Regions from separate parts of the Homo sapiens genome. Here region 1 is linked to region 2. Evidence: read pairs that join two places in POLR2A ChIA-PET (ENCODE). Cell type or tissue: HepG2. All regions are shown on one strand. Each heading gives the region's core, and the rest is flanking DNA. Links, peaks and the distances in the headings are about the cores only. Region 1 overlaps FSD1 (fibronectin type III and SPRY domain containing 1). Region 2 overlaps SH3GL1 (SH3 domain containing GRB2 like 1, endophilin A2).

Region 1 (10,119 bases), core at 2,588-7,587, 79 kb after region 2:
TGCAGTGAGCCAAGATCGCACCACTGCACTCTAGCCTGGGTGACAGAGCGAAACTCTGACCCCCTCCAAAAAAATTAGCTGGGTGTGGTGGTGCACACCTGTAGTCCCAGTTACTCAGGAGGCTGAGGGAGGAGGAGCATGTGAGCCCAAGAGGTTGAAGCTGCAGTGAGCTATGATTGCATCACTGCACTCCAGCCTGTGCTACATAGCAAGAACCTGTCTTTCAAAAAAAAAAGGCCAAGTGCGGTGGCTCACGCCTGTAATCCCAGCACATCTGGGAGGTGGAGGCAGGAGGAACCCATAAGGTCAGGAGTTTGAGACCAGCCTGGCCAGCATGGTGAAACTCTGTCTCTACTAAAAAATACAAAAAACTGGCTAGGCGCGGTGGCTCACACCTATAATCCCAGCACTTTGGGAGGCTGAGGCAGGCAGATCACCTGAGGTCAGGAGTTCGAGACCAGCCTGGCCAAGAGACCAGCCTCGCCAATAAGGTGAAACCCCGTCTCTACTAAAAACACAAAAATTAGCCAGGTGTGGTGGCGGGGGCCTGTAATCCCAGCTACTGGGGAGGCTGGGGCAGGAGAATTGCTTGAACCCAGGAGGCAGAAGTTGCAGTGAGCCAAAGATCGCATCATTGCACTCCAGCCTGGGTGACAGAGCGAGACTGCAACTCAAAAAAAAAAAAAAAAAAAAAGGCCAGGCACGGTGGCTCACGCCTGTAATCCCAGCACTTTGGGAGGCCGACGGAGGCGGATCACAAGGTCAGGAGATCAAGACCATCCTGGCTAACACGGTGAAAACCCGTCTCTACTAAAAATACAAAAAATTAGCCAGGCGTGGTGGCAGGCGCCTGTAGTCCCAGCTACTTGGGAGGCTGAGGCAGGAGAATGGCGTGAACCCGGGAGGCGGAGCTTGCAGTGAGCCGAGATAGCACCACTGCACTCCAGCCTGGGCAACAGAGTGAGACTCTGTCTCAAAAAAAAAAAAAAAAAAAAAAAAATTAACCAGGCGTTGGGGCGCATGCCTATAGTGCCTGTAGTCCAAGCTACTTGGGAGGTTGAGGCAGGAGAATCGCTTGAACCTGGGAGGCAGAGGTTGCAGAGAGCCGAGATCAAGCCACTGTACTCCAGCTTGGGCGACAGAGCGAGATTCTGTCTCAAAAAAAAGAAAAAAGAAAAAAGGGAAAGAAAGAAGAAAATAACCCAAACCCTCCCATCTTTCCAAGCAATCAACAAAACAGTAGGTGGATTGCAAACGACCACATAGGCAGCTGCTTTCATCGGTATCCTTACTCCTGCACAGCTTTCCATGAATCCAACTTTCTGCCCTGAGGAATTCACTCACTAGGAAGTCTGTCAAAGGCAGGAAGCCATGGTTATAAAGCGTAGCACCTGGAAGCCTCGTAGTGACAGAAGAGATCTATACTTTGACCGTGGTGTTGGTGGTGACATGAATTTACACATGGGAGAAAACTGTGTGGAACACCCGAATGAGCGCGTGTAAAACTGGTAAAATGTGGCGGGGCGTGGTGGCTCACGCCTGTCATCCCAGCACTGGGAGGCCGAGGCAGGCGGATCACCTGAGGTCAGGAGTTAGAGACCAGCCTGGTCAACATGGAGAAACCCCATCTCTACTAAAAATACAAAAATTAGCCAGGCATGGTGGTGGGCGCCTGTAATCCCAGTTACTAGGGAGGCTGAGACAGGAGAATTGCTTGAACCCAGGAGGCGGAGGTTGCGGTGAGCCGAGATCAGGCCACTGCACTCCAGCCTGGGCGACAAAGCGAGACTCCATCTCAAAAAAAAAAAAAAAAGGTAGAATGTGAGTCCACTGCACCCGTGTCCATTTCCCGGGTTTTATGCTGACTACATGGGTCCTCACTGTACTTTTTGTTTTAGTTGTTTTGGCAACTTCCTGTGGATCTATAATTATTTCAAAATACAAAGTTACAAGAAAACAAAACCAAAAGGCGGGGGCACTTGGAGGAGGGATTTGAGGAATCCTATTTACAACAAATAAAAGGGGTGTGTTTATTTTGATTCTCAAGCAAAGGATAAGCCAATGGCTGTTTGCAGCTCCTGAGGCTGATGACTTTTCCCCCTGCAGTTAGCGTGCTCATGATTAACCATGTATGCTAATTACAGATAACTAGCTGGCTGATTACAGCCCAAAAGCAGCTAGTGAATGGTGATAGTTAAACCCGTCAGCCAGCCTCTCCCCGCCCCTCCGGGATTCCCCTGGATCAGGATGGCTTTTTTTTTCTTTTTTTTTTTTGAGACGGAGTCTCCCTCTGTTGCCCAAGCTGGAGTGCAGTGGCGCGATCTCTGCTCACTGCAGCCTCCGCCTCCCAGGCTGAAGTGATTCTCACTCCTCAGCCTCCCAAGTAGCTGGGACTACAGGCATCCGCCACCATGCCCCACTAATTTTTTTGCATTTTTAGTAGAGACAGGGTTTTACCATGCTGGCCAGGCTGGTCTTGAACTCCTGACCTCAAGTGATCCACCCACCTCAGCCTCCCAAAGTGCTGGGATTACAGCGTGAGCCACCACGCCTGGCCAGGATGGCTTTTTGTTTTTTTTTTTTTTGAGACGGAGTCTCGCTCTGTAACCAGGCTGGAGCTCAGTGGCGCAATCTCAGCTCACTGCAACTTCTGCTTCCTGGGTTCAAGCAATTCTCCTGCCTCAGCCTCCCGAGTAGCTGGGATTACAGGCGCCCGCCACCACACCCAGCTAATTTTTGTATTTTTAGTAGAGACAGGGTTTCACCATGTTGGTCAGGCTGGTCTCAATCTCGTGACTTCAAGATCCGCCCGCCTAAGCCTCCCAAAGTGCTGGGAGTACAGGTGTGAGCCACCACGCCCGGCCCAGGAGGCTTTCCCCCTTCAGACCCTACCTCCACCAGCTGGGTGGATTCCTTGGGTTTTGTTTTTTTTTTTCTTTATTTTTCTCTCTTTGTTTAGTAGAGACAGGGTCTCGCTCTGTTGCTCAGGCTGGAGTGCGGTGGTGCAGTCATGGCTCACTGCAGCCTCCAATTCTTGGGCTCAAACAATCCTCCCACCTTAGCCTCCCTTGGTAGCGGGGACCACCATGCTCAGGTAACTTTAAATTTTTTTTTTTTTTATAGATGGGCTCTTGCTTTGTTACCCAAGCTGGTCTCCAGCTCCTGGCCTCAAGCAATCCTCTTGCCTCAGCCTCCCAAAGTGCTGTATCACAGGCTTGAGCCACCATGCCTGGCCAGCTTTCAATTTCTTGTAACTGCCAAGGAGGACCCCAAATACTTGGAGGGTGAATCCAGAACGCCAGCTCTAGGAGGGAAAAGATTATTGTCTGCTTTGTTCCCTGCTCCGAGGACAGTACACAGCTATTTGGGAGGCTGAGGCAGGACTGCTTGAGGCCAGGGGTTGGAGACCAGCCTAGGGAAATGGCAGGATCCCATGTCTGGAAAAATATATTCATTATTATTATTTATTTATTTATTTATTTATTTATTTATTTTTTGAGACGGAGTCTTGCTCTGTCGCCCAGGCTGGAGTGCAGTGGCGCAATCTAGGCTCACTGCAAGCTCCGCCTCCCGAGTTCACGCCATTCTCCTGCCTCAGCCTCCTGAGCAGCTGGGACTACAGGTGCACACCGCCACGCCCGGCTAATTTTTTGTATTTTTTTAGTAGATACAGTATTTCACCGTGTTAGCCAGGATGGTCTCGATCTCCTGACCTTGTGATCGGCCCGCCTCGGCCTCCCAAAGTGCTGGGATTACAGGCGTGAGCTACCGCGCCCGGCCTATATTCATTATTATTATTTTTTGTTTTTTTGAGATGAGTTTCGCTTTTGTTGCCCAGGCTGGAGTGCAATAGCGCGATCTCGGCTCAGTGCCATCTCCACCTTCCGGGTTCAAGCAATTCTCCCGCCTTAGCCTCCTGAGTAGCTGGGATTACAGGTGCCCGATACCATGCCCGGCTAATTTTTTTGTATTTTTAGTAGAGATAGGGTTTCACCATGTTGGCCACGCTGGTCTTGAACTCCTGACCTCAGGCGATCCACCCGCTTCAGCCTCCCAAAGTGCTGGGATTACAGGCATGAGCCACCGCGCCTGGCCACTGTCTCATATTTCTGATCCACCTCCCCAGGCTGCTTCCAGACCCCATGAGCTTTGGGGATCGTCCCCAAGGCCCCCAGTGACTGATGGCGAGACGGGAGGCTGGAAGAGGTGGCTGTTCACAGCTGGGCGGAGCTGGCACACACTGCCCTTACCTGTCAGGGTGTACTCTGTCTGCCGGATGCCCTCGATGACCATCCAGGGCTGGTCCTCCTTGAGGCGGGGCGGGCCCTCGAAGTTGGTCCGCCGGTACTCCAGCACGTAGTGGTCAATCTTGCTGTCCTCATCCGGCATGCGCCACACCAGGGTCACACAGTTATCTGCCACCAGGGACTCAGCCAGGTCGATCACGGGTGCGCTGGGCACTGACCAAGACGGAAAGGAGAGGGGGTCGGGATTCTGTGCCTGGTTCAGGGGGCAGGGGGCTTGCTGCAGGGCTGCCCAACCACATGTTGGACAATTTTGGGGGCATGGCCACAAAGGGGTTCCATGTTTGGCAGGGTGGAGACTTTTTTTTTTTTAGAGACAGAGTCTTGCTCTTGTCACCCAGGCTGGAGTGCAGTGGCACGATCTTGGCTCACTGCAACCTCCGACTCCCTGGTTCAAGCGATTCTCCTGCCTCAGCCTCCTGAGTAGCTGGGATTACAGTCGTGAGCCACCATGGCCCGGCTAATTTTTTATATTTTTAGTAGAGACAGGGTTTCTCCATGTTGGCCAGGCTGGTCTTGAACTCCTGACCTCAAGTGATCCACCCGCCTCGGCCTCCCAAAGTGCTGGGATTCCAGGCGTGAGTCACCGCGCCCGGCCATGGAGACGCTAAGGTTCCATCAGTGGGTTGGGGGAGGGCTGAGCTTTCTTGGGATTCCATCATTTACAGGCAGAATTATTCCAAAATCTCTGCCAATGAGGGATGCGGCTTTCTTTGGGGCTGCATCATAGACAGGCTGGGTTCTCAGTCCATTTCTCCTCGGGGACGTGGCCTTCTCAGGGCTCCACCCCTGGAAACAGGGTTTTCCCAGGAGCTACCATGTGGTGGGCAGGCCCTTCTCGTGGCTCTATCCAGGGAGGAGGTCTCGGGAGGACTCCACTCCCCCAACGACATGGTATTCTCAGGGCTCCACCCCTGTGGACAGAGTTTTCCCAGGACCTCACCCCCTGGTGGGTGGGGCTTTCTGATGGCTCCACCCATGGGCGGGACTTGATGAATACCCCACCCCCACAGGACGTGCTATTCTCAGGGCTCCACCCCTGGGGACAGGATTTTCCCACCTGGTGAGTTTGACCTTCTCATGGCTCCACCCCAGGGCGGGGCCTCATGAGGACTCAACCAACCCCACAGGACATGGTATTCTCACAGTTCCACCCCTGGGTACAGAGTTTTCCCAGGATGTCACTACACAGTGGGTGGGGTCTTCCCATGGCTCCACCCAGGGGCGGGGCTCCATGAGAACTCCACCCCCCACAGGGCGTGGAATTCTCAGAGCTCCACCTCCCCCAGGCGGAATTCAGACACCGGGTCGTCCACCATACTCCAGGTCCTGTTTCAGGGCCTCCTAGCCTCCCAGGTCATTCCCCGGAAGTCCTGGCCCTCTAGTGCGTGCCCCTCTCACCAGGCAGGAACTTGAGTGCCTGTAGCATCTGCCGCTCTTGCGCGAAGTCCACCATGAGGTGACTCATGTTGTCACTGACCTTCGCTTTCAATGATAGCCGGAAGGCAGGGGCCATGGTCACTCTGCAGGAAGGAGGTGGCAGGCGTTGCGTGGGGGACCAGGCCTGGTCATCCGTGGCGCGAGGGGGCCCCTCCCCAGGGCTCCCGTCCAGGGCTCTGAGATGAGACACCCTCACCAGGTGGCCCCTGTCTTCACACCAGGGGCAGGGTAGTGGGGTGGGGGCCAGACCCCAGTGTCTTACCCATCTTTGATTTGCTTGGCAGCCTAGAGAGAGGAACAGAACAACATTCAAAGATTTCTTTTTTTGTTTTTGAGACGGAGTCTTGCTCTGTTGCCCAGGCTGGATTGCAGTGGAGAGATCTCGGCTCACTGCAACCTCCACCTCCTGGGTTCAAGCAATTCTGCCTCAGCCTCCTGAGTAGCTGGGATTACAAGCACCCACCACCACACCCGGCCAATTTTTTGTATTTTTAGAGAGATGGGGTTTTGCCATGTTGGCCACACTGGTCTCAAACTCCTGACCTCAGGTGATCCGCCTGCCTCAGCCTCCCAGAGTGCTGGGATTACAGGCATGAGCCACCGTGCCTGGCCCAAAGATTTGTTTCATTTTTTGTGTTTTTTTTTTTTTGAGATGGAGTCTTGCTCTGTCGTTCAGGCTGGAGTGCAGTGGCACGATCTCGGCTCACTGCAAGCTCCGCCTCCCGGGTTCACGCCATTCTCCTGCCTCAGCCTCCCGAGTAGCTGGGACTACAGGCGCCCGCCACCACACCCAGCTAATTTTTTGTATTTTTAGCAGAGATAGGGTTTCACTGTATTAGCCAGGCTTGTCTTGATCTCCTGACCTCATGATCGGCCCGCCTCAGCCTCCCAAAGTGCTGGGATTACAGGCGTGAGCCACTGCGCCCGGCCCAAAGATTTGTTTCTACCAAATCATAAAGCCACTCTACAGACATGAAGACTGAGGCCTCTCGAGGAAGGTATTTGCCAAAGTGTCCCTGCACTTCTGGACTGTGCCCTGAAGACAGAGGATGGCCAAGACAGGCTCCCATCCCCACCCCAACCTCCTGCCCACACCCAGCCCATACAGCTGGCAAATTCACTGAATAAAACTACAGGATGCCCAGTTAAATTGGCATTTCAGATAAATCATGACTATGTCCCATGCACTCTTTGGGATATACTCACACAAATGCAGTTCTTAGTGTGCACATATATACCCTTATACTAAAAAAGTATTTATTCATTTGCATTTCAGATCAACAATGAATACTTTTTTTTTCTTTTTTTTTGAGACAAGGTCTGGCTCTGTCCCTCAGGCTAGAGTGCAGTGTAACAATCACGGCTCATTGTAACCTTGAACTCTGGAGCTCAAACAATCCTCCCACTTCAGCCTCTTGAGTAGCTGGGACCACAGGTGTGTGCCACCACACCCAGCTAATTATTTTATTTTATTTTATTTTTTGAAACAGAGTCTTGCTCTGTCACCTAGGCTGGAGTGCAGTGGTGCGATCTCTGCTCACTGCAAGCTCTGCCTCCCGGGTTCACACCATCCTCCTGCCTCAGCCTCCTGAGTAGCTGGGACTACAGGTGCCCGCCACCATGCCCGGCTAACTTTTTGTATATTTAGTAGAGACGGGGTTTCACCGTCCTAGCCAAGATGGTCTCAATCTCTTTTTTTTGCGACGGAGTCTCGCTCTGTTGCCCAGGCTGGAGTGCGGTGGCGCGATCTTGGCTCACTGCAAGCTCCGCCTCCCGAGTTCACGCCATTCTCCTGCCTCAGCCTCCCGAGTAGCTGGAACTACAGGTGCCCGCCACCACGCCCGGCTAATTTATTTGTATTTTTTTTTAGTAGAGACGGGGTTTCACTGTGTTAGGATGGTCTTGATCTCCTGACCTCGTGATCCGCCCGCCTTGGCCTCCCAAAGTGCTGGGATTACAGGCATGAGCCCCTGTGCCTGGCCAATTATTTTATTTTTTGTAGAGATGGGGTTTCACTATGTTGCCCATGTTGGTCTGAAACTCCTGGCCTCAAGCAATCCTCCTGCCTCGGCCTCCCAAACTGCTGGTATTACAGGCATGAGCCACTGCACCCAGCCTGAATGCTTTCTTTTCTTTTTTTCTTTGTTTTTGAGATGAAGTCTCCCTCTGTTGCCCAGTCTGGAATGCAGTGACACAATCTCAGCTCACGGCAACCTCTGCCTCCCAGGTTCAAGCGATTCTCCCGCCTCAGCCTCCCAAGTAGCTGGGATTACAGGCGCCCACCACCACATCCAGCTAATGTTTGTATTTTTAGTAGAGATGGGGTTTCCCCGTGTTGGCCAGGCTAGTCTTGAACTCCTGACCTCAGGTGATCCACTGCCTCAGCCTCCCAAAGTGCTGGGATTACAGGCGTAGCCACTGTGCCCGGCCTGGACACTTTCTTGGTATCAGTATGTACTTTTGCCAACTATCGCATGGGTGGGCTATACTTACACTAAAAATGTGCTTGTTCACCTGAAATGCAAACGTGACTGGGCACACTGTTCTTTACCTGGCAGCATCAGAGGCACCCACCTGAGGAAAGTCCTCGCTGTCCATGGCCTGCAGAGTCTGGTTGGCTGTCTCCAGAAGCTCCTCGGAGCTCTCCAGGGCCCGCGTGCAGGCAGCCAGCTGGTTCTGTGGATACCAGGCACCAAAGGAGGGGACAACTCACCCCACTGCCTCAGGCCCCCTGAGGGCTCCCCACCCCATTCAGAATCCAGGGTACCATGCCCTTCTCGAACTCCAGGTGAGAGATGGAGATTGGAGCCTTGAGCGCCCCACCAAATGGGGCTGGGCTCGGGGAGCAGAACAGAATCCCTGGGGAATCCCTTCCCTAAAAACACGTAAGGCCGGGTGTGGTGGCTCAGGCCTGTAATCCCAGCACTTTGGGAGGCTGAGGCGGGAGGATCACCTGAGGTCAGGAGTTCAAGACTAGCCTGGCCAACACAGTGAAACCCTGTCTCCACTAAACATAGAAAAAAGTAGCTGGGTGTGGTGGTGGGCACCTCTAATCCCAGCTACTCGGGAGGCTGAGGCAGGAGAATCACTTGAACCCGGGAGGCGGAGGTTGCAGTGAGCTGAGGTTGTGCAACTGATCCAGCCTGGGTCACAGAGAGAGACTCCATCTCAAAAACAAAACAAAACAAAAAAAACTCACATGAGCCAGGCACAGAGGCTCATGCCTGTAATCCCAGCAATTTGGGAGGCCAAGGCAGGAGGATCGCTTGAGCCCATGAGTTCAAGACTAGTCTAGGCAACATGGTGAAAACCAGTCTCCACCAAAAAATACAAAAATGAGCTGGGCGTGGTGGCACCTTCCTGTGGTCCCAGCTACTTGGGAGGCTAAGATGGGAGAATCGCTTAAGCCTGGGAGGCGGACGCTGCAGTGAGGCATGATTGCGCCACTGGACTCCAGCCTGGGTGACAGAATAAGACTCTGTCTCAAAACAAAACAAACCAAAAACTCACATGCCTAGGCCACATCCGAGCTCCAGGGCTCTAGATTCCCCCTGGGACAGGAATCTGGGATGTCAGGAAGTTGCCCAGGAGGTCTGGATGCAGCCTGTGTGACTCCAGCTTGGAGTCTGAGTGACAGCCCACGGGAGCCATGGGTGGTGTTTGAGTGGAGGTGATACCTTCAGATCTGGGGGGCCAGTGGGAAGGGCTGAGAAACCGGAGGCACTGAGTGAAGACAGGAGGGGAAGATCTGAGCCAGACTCGGGGACGCCGTGATGGAGAGGGGATTCAGAGAGAGCACAGATGGGCCAGGCGCGGGGGCTCATGCCTGTCATCCCAGCACTTTGGGAGGCTGAGGCAGGAGGATCACCTGAGGTCAGCTTGGCCCACACGGTGAAACCCCATCTCTACTAAAAATACGAAAATTAGCCCAGCATGATGGCGGGTACCTGTAATCCCAGCTACTTGGGAGGCTGAGGTAGGAGAATTGCTTGAACCCAGGAGGCGGAGGTTGCAGTGAGCCGATATCATGCCACTGCACTCCAGCCTGGGCGACAGAGCGAGACCTCCGTCTCAAAAAAAAAAAAGAGAGAGTGTACAGGTGGATGGAGGGGTCAGGGGAGAGATCAGAAACTCGAGAGCACCCAGTTTTTGGAGGAAGGTGCCGAGGTCAGCTACGTTCTGTTGAGTAGGAGGGGCGGGGGGAGAGGAAGATGCCCTCAGCCCTCACCTGCAGCTCGTAGGTACGGCTGGCACGGTCCTGTTTTATCTTCATAAGCATGCCTTCTTTCAGCTCCTCCAGGAGGGAGAAGAGGGACTGGAACTCTGCTTCGAGGTCCTCCTGCACCTTCGCCGAGTTCGCCTGGGTCGGAACAGC
Region 2 (8,039 bases), core at 524-5,523:
AAGTGCTGGGATTACAGGAGTGAGCCACTGTGCCTCGCCTATTTTTATTTATTTTTTAATTTTTTTGTAGAGACTGAGTCTCACTATGTTGCCTAGGCTGGAGGCTCCTTAAACCCCACCACTCCAGGTCTTGAACTCCTGGACTCAAGTGATCTTGTCTCCTCATTCTCTCAAAGTGCTGGGATTACAGGCGTGAGCCTCTGTGCTTGGCCCTGACCTTTTTTTAGTTTATTTATGATGGTGTTTTTTTTTGTTTGTTTGTTTTGTTATTTTTGTTTTTTTTGTTTTTGAGACGGAGTCTCACACCATTGCCCAGGCTGGAATGCAGTGGCGCAATCTCACCTCACTGCAACCTCCGCCTCCTGGGTTCAAGCAATTCTCCTGCCTCAGCCTCCCAAGTAGCTGGGATTACAGGCATGTGCCACCACGCCCAGCTGATTTTTGTATCTTTAGTAGAGATGAGGTTTTGCTGTGTTGACCAGGCTGGTCTCGAACTCCTGACCTCAGGTGGTGATCCTCCTGCCTCAGCCTCTCAAAGGGCTGGGATTGCAGGTGTGAGCTACCACGCCCGGGTTGTTATGATTTTTTAAAATTTTACGTATTTGAGATGCAGTCTTGTTCTGTCCCCACTCCCAAGGTGGTGTGCAGTGGCACGATCTTGTCTCACTGCAACCTCTGCTGCCCAGTTCAAGCGATTCTCCTGCCCCAGCCTCCTGAGTAGCTGGGATTACAGGTGCCTGCCACCATGCCCAGCTAATTTTTGTATTTTTAGTAGAAACGGGGTTTCGCCTTGTTGGCCAGGCTGGTTTTGAACTCCTCAGGTGATCCGCCCGCCTTGGCCTCCCATTGTGCTGGGATTACAGGCCTGAGCCACGTGCCCGGCCCTGACCTCTTTTTTAAAACCTCACTTTGTGGGGCCACTCTTGGTTTTCCTACCAAAGTGCTTGACTTGTTAAGCCATAAACATGGAATGATCTTTTGTGTGTGTGTGTGTGTGTGTGTGTGTGTGTGTGTGTGTGTGTGTGTGTGTGACGGAGTCTTGCTCTGTCCCAGGCTGGAGTGCAGCGGGCCGATCTCAGGTCACTGCAACCTCCGCTTCCTGGGTCCAAGTAATTCTCCTGCCTCAGCCTCCTGAGTAGCTGGGAATACAGGCGTGCGCCACCACAGCTGGCCAATTTTTGTATTTTTAGTGGACACAGGGTTTCATCATGTTGGCCAGGCTGTTGTTGAACTCCTGACCTAGTGATCTCCCTGCCTTGCCTCCCAAAGTGCTGGGATTACAGGCGTGAGCCAGTGGGAATAATCTTAAGATACAAAAATATGGGGTTCATAACCCCTTCACCTTGGCACAGATAAAAGTGTATACCCTTGTGCTGGGAGTGACAGGTAGTTGAGAGGCACTTTTGTGTGGGCTGGTAAGGGCCGGCGTTGGTGATTCAGAGGCTGTGCCCGGGACAAGGCCGGTGAGTCCAGCAGCTGCAGGCTGACCTCCGGAAGCCCCCTCTCCCTCGGGGAGGTGTTGGCAACAGATGTAGGAAGGGACTTTGCTTTGTGATGTCCACGTATGATGGGAATGGAGTTAAGTCCGTTCTTGCAGGAAGCTCTGGTGACTGAATCCAGGAACGTGCGGCATGTACTGGTGTGTGCCTTGAGGCATTGGAGCCGGCATTGGAGCCGGCGGCGTGGACCCTGGGCCACCCCAGGACAGGCAGGGCTCACTCTGTTTCTGGCTTGCAGACGGGTGGAACCAGCAGCTGTGTGGAGGCCTGAACTGTGTGCCAGCTGGGCTGTGCAGACACAGAAGTTTGAGACTGCCTTTCCCCAAAGGAAGCTAGAGGCTCCTTACACCCCACGGCTCCCCGGGCCTGTCTGTGAAACCTGGCTCACCTGGCCCCCTTCACAGGGTTGGCTGTTGGTGGTCACTGGGCACTTTGTAACCAAGCAGCATCCTACGTTTTCCCATTCTTAACAAACCAGGACCAAGGGGTCATCAGACTCCGATTTCTGCCACCCGTGACTGCTGTACAGTAGGTCCCAGAACAAGTCAAGGGCTGAAAGTTCGGCTAAAAGTTTGTCTCTGACTCAGAATCCCGTGTTCACCAAAGACCAGTTGGGGCTCCGTGGGTGCTGATCGCCCTGCTTATCTGGGTGTGTGTTAAAGCCCAGCTCTGCAGTACTTAATTATATTCCAGGTGCCCCTAATAACAGCCTGTGAGTGCGAGATGAGGTGTCTCACCTTATGCCGCTCAGTTGAAGAAATTGGGGGCTGTCACATTTTGACACCCCAGACCTATCAAGCACACAGAGAACATGACACTGCTCACCCCACCCCTGGCCACCCAGGGGTGGCCGCTGTCACGTGCGCAGTGCACCTGAGGTCTGAGCTGGCAGCTGGGCCCCTCAGATGTCTGTGTGTGTGTCTGTTGCATTTTTTCCTCAAAGGAGAAACCTGCAGGTTGAGGCCCGTCCCGCTCAGACCTGCCTGTGTCTCTGTGTCCAGTGGACTTTAATCCAGGGGCCTAGGGTACAGCCAAGCCTTCACTGCTGCCTTAGCCCTTTTCCTCCTCCGTGATTGTTTCCAGTGTTTTGCAACTGATCTGATCTGGGGAAACGTCGTGTTTAATTTGGAGCATGCTGCCAACGTCCCCAGTAGGATTTCGGAGGCAGCCGCAGGTTTCGGCGCTGCCCGGGGCAGAGCTTAGAGGAGAAGCTCAGAGCGGCCTCCATGTTTCTCTTTTCCAAGCCCCTGAGGTCTTTAAGTGCCGGGAGGGTTGGAAGGGGAAGCATTGCCCCGGGGTGGGGGTGGGGTAGGTGTCAGGAGCTCAACAGGCTCTGGAGGCATCTCAGCAGGACCTGAGCTCTCCAACTCTAATGGCTTTTTAATGTGTGAGCTGAAGTGTCAGGGGGCGGTCTCTTCTGGTTCTTTTTCGAAGCTGTCCCTGGAAAGCGGATGAAAGAATGTGGTGGCCAGGGCTGCAGCGGGTTTCCCTCTCTCCCTTCTCTCCCCTCCTCTCCCTATCTCTCCCCCCTCTTCTTCCTCTCTTTCTGTTCTCACTCTTCCCTTGTCTTTCTCTCTGTCTCTCCCTTCTTTTGCCCTCTCACCTCTTCTTCCTCTCTCTCTGTCTGTCCTCTCCACACCTTCTTCCTGTCTGTCTGCCTGCCTGTCTCTCTCTTTCTCTATCTCTCGCCTTTTGCAGGGCTGGATTTGGCAAGCACTTTTCCTGAGCACTGCAGCTTGGTGCGTTTCTGCTCATTTCCTGTTAAGCAGTACCCAGGGCTCCCTGAACTCAGGCTCTGGGAGGACGGCCCTGTCTTCCTTTTCCTCTCCACTCCTAGAAAAACCTGCTGACCAGGCCCTGAGAGCAGGGTCACGGGGAGACCTCCTCACCACAGCAGGAAGATAGACGGACAGTTTCCTCCATTGGACCTGACTCAGCAGCGGCCCACTGACCGCCTGGGAGGGGGCTCCCGCCTAGCGGGCCGCAGTTCCACACCTGGGTAAGGGGACGAAGCACCCAGCAGGGGTCATGCCGCGTGTGACACAGTCTGTAGGGGCGGTGGTCATGGCAGATACTCAGAATCCAGATGGCATCAGGCCTGCGAGGGCATGGGGTGAGTGGGCCCACTCCCCTCCCTGGGCCGGGAACATGCGTCTCCTCTGCCCTGGCCCCCAAGTGGACAGCTCCCCACATGGTTTCATGCCAATGGGAGTGATTATTCCATTGCCGTTGCCACTGGAATATGAGCCCATTGCCGCCGGAGCCAGGCATTTGTGCTCATTGCTGCATCCCCAGTGTTTGGTTTACTGGCTGGCCTGCCCCAGGGAGCCGGTAAATATCACATGGAAGGACGGATGGGCCACCGTGGCCCCCACCCTACAGCGGATGGCCTCGTGTCGAGTTTGTGTGAGCACGCCCTAGAGGAAGAGAAGCAGGTCTCCACCTGGCCCAGGGTACAGTTCAAGCTCTCAGCCGAATTTCGGGAGCTTCTGGAGCCCCTGCCTTGGTCCCAGGTTTAAATGCTACTCTTCCCCTGCATGGGAACTCACACAGTCAGTCCCTCCCGCCCACCCTGTGTGGGGCCCTGTACTCTCCTGCCTCCTGTCCATGTCACCGGCCTCTCCTACCTCCCAACCTCATTTTCTCTCCACTTCCTGTCTGCCCTATAACGAACGCGTTTCTATCTCCCCTTATCCTTGGCATCTTCCGGGGATGCATGTGGGAACTGAGTTCTCAGCCCTTGGAGCTTCTGGCCTCGGGGTCCCCCACCCAGATGCCACACGCTGGTGTTCGTGTGAGGTGCTCTCCTCCCATCGGACGGCAGCTCCTGAGGCTGGGCTGTGCTCGGGCATGTGTGATGGGCCATGTTCTGCTGGGCACTGGCCTGCTGATGAGGTTGCCAGAGACGCCCCCTACAGAGGCTGAGCTAGAGGGCTCCTTCTCAGAGTGAGGGGCTGTCCTCCACAGGGCCCCTGTGGTGTCCCTGGTGGTGGCTCAACAGCAGCCCCTGGTCCGCTGGCCAGGCATCTGACCAGGCCGTGTCACAGCACCAGGGAGGCAGGTGGCTGACAAGGCCTCGGAGAACTCGGTTGGGAACAGGTCCGACTGCTCTGAAAAAATCAACAGCTCAGAGAGTGTCTCCTGTGGTTTAGGGTGTGTGTCCAGCTCCAGGGCTGCAGCTGACAGTCACCTGAACTTGGCCAGGTCCGAGGGCCTGACTGTGTCACAGGCAGTCTCTGACCCAGAGCCTGCCTGAGCAGGGTCCCTAAGAAGCCAAGCCCAGACGCCTGCTTCCCCCCTTGATCGAGGCCAGGCTGAAATGCACCTGCTGCTGCCCGGCTGGGCCGGTCTGCTCAGAGTTGGTGGTTCCCTGGCTTGAATGCTTCCCCAAACTAAACCACTCCCAGCCTCCAGAAACTGGCTCCCCAGCCCTGTTTGCCAAGATTCTTAGGACTTTTGCCATGGCTGGGCCTGGCCACCCATCCTGCAGCTCTCTCCCTGGCCTCTGTGCCCAGTTGCTGCAGTGACTTCTCTCTGATTGCCACAATAGGCCCTGCGGCTCCTCCCACTTCTCCCTGTGGATGGCCCCTTCTGTCTCTGAGCCTGCTGTCTCCTGTGCTTCCGCTGCCCCTCTCTGTACCTGTCTTCTAAGCCTGCGTCCCCTGTCCCAGCGTTCAAATGTGACACTCCCACGACTCGCAGACCACAGCAGGCAGCTGGCCAGCGGTGATGCCCTGAAATGACAGCCAGGGTTCATCGCCTGTCCTTCAGCTTGAACCCATTAGCTGATTCGGCCTCTTTCCTCTTAAATTACTTTTATTTTATCACTTTTAAAATGTATTTTAAAGGGGATCGTGGTATTTTTCCTTGCTCAATAACAGTAACTGGAATAGGCCGGACACGATGGCTCACACCTGTAATCCCAGCACTTTGGGAGGCCGAGGCAGGTGGATCACAAGGTCAGGAGTTTGAGACTAGACTGGCCAACATGGTGAAACCCCATCTCTACTAAAAATACAAAAATTAGCTGGGCGTGGGTGGCGCATGGCTGTAATCCCAGCTACTCAGGAGGCTGAGGCGGGAGAATCGCTTGAACTCAGGAGGCAGAGGTTGCAGTGAGCTGAGATCGCGCCAGTGCACTCCAGCCTGGCGACAGAGCGAGACTCTGTCTCAAAAAAACAAAAACAAAAACAAACAAAATTCGTCGGGCGTAGTAATGCATATCTGTAATCCCCGCTACTCGGGAGGCTGAGGCAGGCGAATCGCTGGAACCTGCGAGGTGAAGGTTGCCTTGAGCCAAGATAGCACCACTGCACTCTGCCTCAAAAACAAAACAACACAAAAAACCCCGCACAGTAAGTGGAATAACAAATACAACAGCAGCAAAACAATAGAGTGAAATTTTGCTGGATACCCCACCCCTGAGCCTGAGGTGTGCTCTCTTGTGAAAGAGCTGTTCGGGCTGGACGTGGTGATTCTTGCCTGTAATCCCAGCACTTAGGGAGGCTGAGGCAGGATTGCTTTAGCCCAGTTGTTCAAGCCCATTTGGGCAACACAATGAAACCCCGTCTGTACAAAAAATTAAATTAGCCAGTCATAGCGGTGCACACCTGTAGCCCAGCTACTTGGTAGGCTGAGGTGGGAGGATCACTTAAGTCCAGGAGTTTGAGGCTGCGGTGAGCTATCATCATGCCGCTGCCCTCCAGCCTGGGCAACAGAGCAAGACCCTGCCTAAAAAAAACAAAAACAAAGCCTGTACTATAGTAGTGCCCACCTGGAAGTTCCTTCTTGCCAGAATAAGAAATACAGAAGAGGGGCCAGGCGCGGTGGCTCATGCCTGTAATCCCAGCACTTTGGGAGGGCGAGGCGGGCAGATCACGAGGTCAGGAGATCGAGACCATCCTGGCTAACACGGTGAAACCGTGTCTCTGCTAAAAATACAAAGAATTAACTGGATGTGGTGGCGGGCACCTGTAGTCCCAGCTACTCGGGAGGCTGAGCCAGGAGTATGGCGTGAACCCGGGAGGCAGAGCTTGCAGTGAGCCAAGATTGCACCACTGCACTCCAGCCTGGGCGACAGAGCAAGACTCCATCTCAAAAGAAAAAGAAAAAGAAATACAGAAGGGGAATTGCAGCGGAGTTGTGTTCTGACCACGTGATTCACGTGCCTTATGCTTGTGTTAGCTGCCACGCTGTGGGAAATGCCTCACGGAAGGCACGTTGCCTTTTCCCTTGGGGCCCACCGCCATGCCCTCTGCAGTCTCGCCTCTTAGGATCGGGGGATCCTGCACACTGGGATTTGGGCTCAGGAAAGAGGGCTGATGGGTTGGTAACAGCCAGGTCCTGAGTGCCTGGGGAAAGGCATGGAAGCTGGAGACCCAGCAGTCAGCATTCTTAAGGAGTTCCCAAACATTGTTGGGCACGGTGGCTCGTGCCTGTAATCCCAGCTCTGAGGGAGGCAGAGGCAGGAGGAGCGCTTGAGCCCGGGAGTTTGAGATCTGCCTGGGCAGTATAGCAAGACCCTGTTCTCCAAAAAAAAAAAAAAAAAAGTGAAAAAGAAATAAAAAAAAAAAAGAGTTCCCAAACATCACCCAAGCAGTAATGCAAATATCTTCCTCCAGGACACCCCCATCCAGCCCTGCGTGCTGGAAGCAGAACTGCTGACTGATTATTTTTCTGCTGTCATTTCGGGACTTTGCCCCAGCACTAAGCAGAGACCCTTATTCTCAGGAAGCCCCCTGCGGAAGGAAGCTCTGGGAACTTTCTGCCCGCCCTCGCCGCAATCCCTTGCCACCCGCCTCTGTGGGATGAGGCCCCACAGCTGACTCAGGCAGGCATCCATCAGCCTAACAGCCTCACTCATCAGAGTCCCGATTGTTTGAAACAGATGGGCAGCCCTGGCCCTTCAAGGCCAGCCTTTGTGGCTCAGAAGAGGGCAGCCCAGGGACCTGGTTGGAATTTCCCCATCTCCCAACCTTCACCCACCCTGGCATAAGATCATCTTCATCCTCTCCTGAGGCCTCTGATGGTTTTCTCTAAGGTTGAGAATCCCTGCTATTATTTTAGGAAGGAAGGACAACCCCCAGAACTGCAGAGTATCTTGCTTCTTGCTGACTCTGGTCAAGTCAGCGTTCCACCCACGAGGAGCCTTGGAGCTGTCGGACCCCTGGCTGAGCGTAGTGTGGGTGTCTGGGAGGTATGTGCTGCCCACTGCAGAGGCTGGCTCGGAGGCCGCTGGAATGCTGCGCTGTGCCCTAGCTTTTACATTTTTATTTCATACTTGCAGAATCCTGTGTATTTTTCCAGTGTTCTCCCACTCCCAGCCTTCCCACAGCAGCCTCCCCGGCTAGCCCCAGAGCACTCTGTGCCTGTCAGAAGAAGGCACCAGTGGGCCCCTCTGTTGAGTGGGGTCCCTGTGCCACCTCTAGACTGGCTGAGGGTTCCATAGTGGGCAGCTGCACAGCCAGGGAGGGTCTTTGGGGCCCGGAAGGAAAGAGTGCTGCTGGGAGGGAGGGCAGGAGAAAGACCTTTGGTCTGCCT

The links. ChIA-PET counts read pairs that join two places held together with the same protein. Peaks named below come from ENCODE experiments on the same cell type or tissue, not always from the same donor. Only the 100,000 strongest peaks of a DNase experiment are listed, where the experiment ranks them.
Region 1: POLR2A ChIA-PET joins it to region 2 with 6 read pairs; 8 of 35 experiments call an interaction of 5 or more read pairs at or near these places.

Annotation. Positions count from the first base shown.
Region 1 is chr19:4,306,183-4,316,301 of GRCh38, reverse strand. It overlaps FSD1 (fibronectin type III and SPRY domain containing 1), which reads right to left. Exons shown (of 13, transcript NM_024333.3): 3 at 9,973-10,104; 4 at 8,319-8,420; 5 at 6,007-6,029; 6 at 5,706-5,827; 7 at 4,251-4,460. Among named protein-coding and RNA genes, the nearest start is that of FSD1, 6.6 kb to the right of the region's middle. In HepG2, for the core only: no CTCF peak of the experiment used is centred there; DNase peaks (open chromatin) are centred at 5,541 and 5,671.
Region 2 is chr19:4,385,511-4,393,549 of GRCh38, reverse strand. All of the region lies in intron 1 of SH3GL1 (SH3 domain containing GRB2 like 1, endophilin A2), which reads left to right. Among named protein-coding and RNA genes, the nearest start is that of SH3GL1, 11 kb to the left of the region's middle. RefSeq lists enhancers at 2,323-2,931, 2,932-3,538, 3,539-4,146, 6,565-7,065. In HepG2, for the core only: no CTCF peak of the experiment used is centred there; DNase peaks (open chromatin) are centred at 1,549, 2,066 and 2,509; H3K4me3 peaks cover 1,142 bases.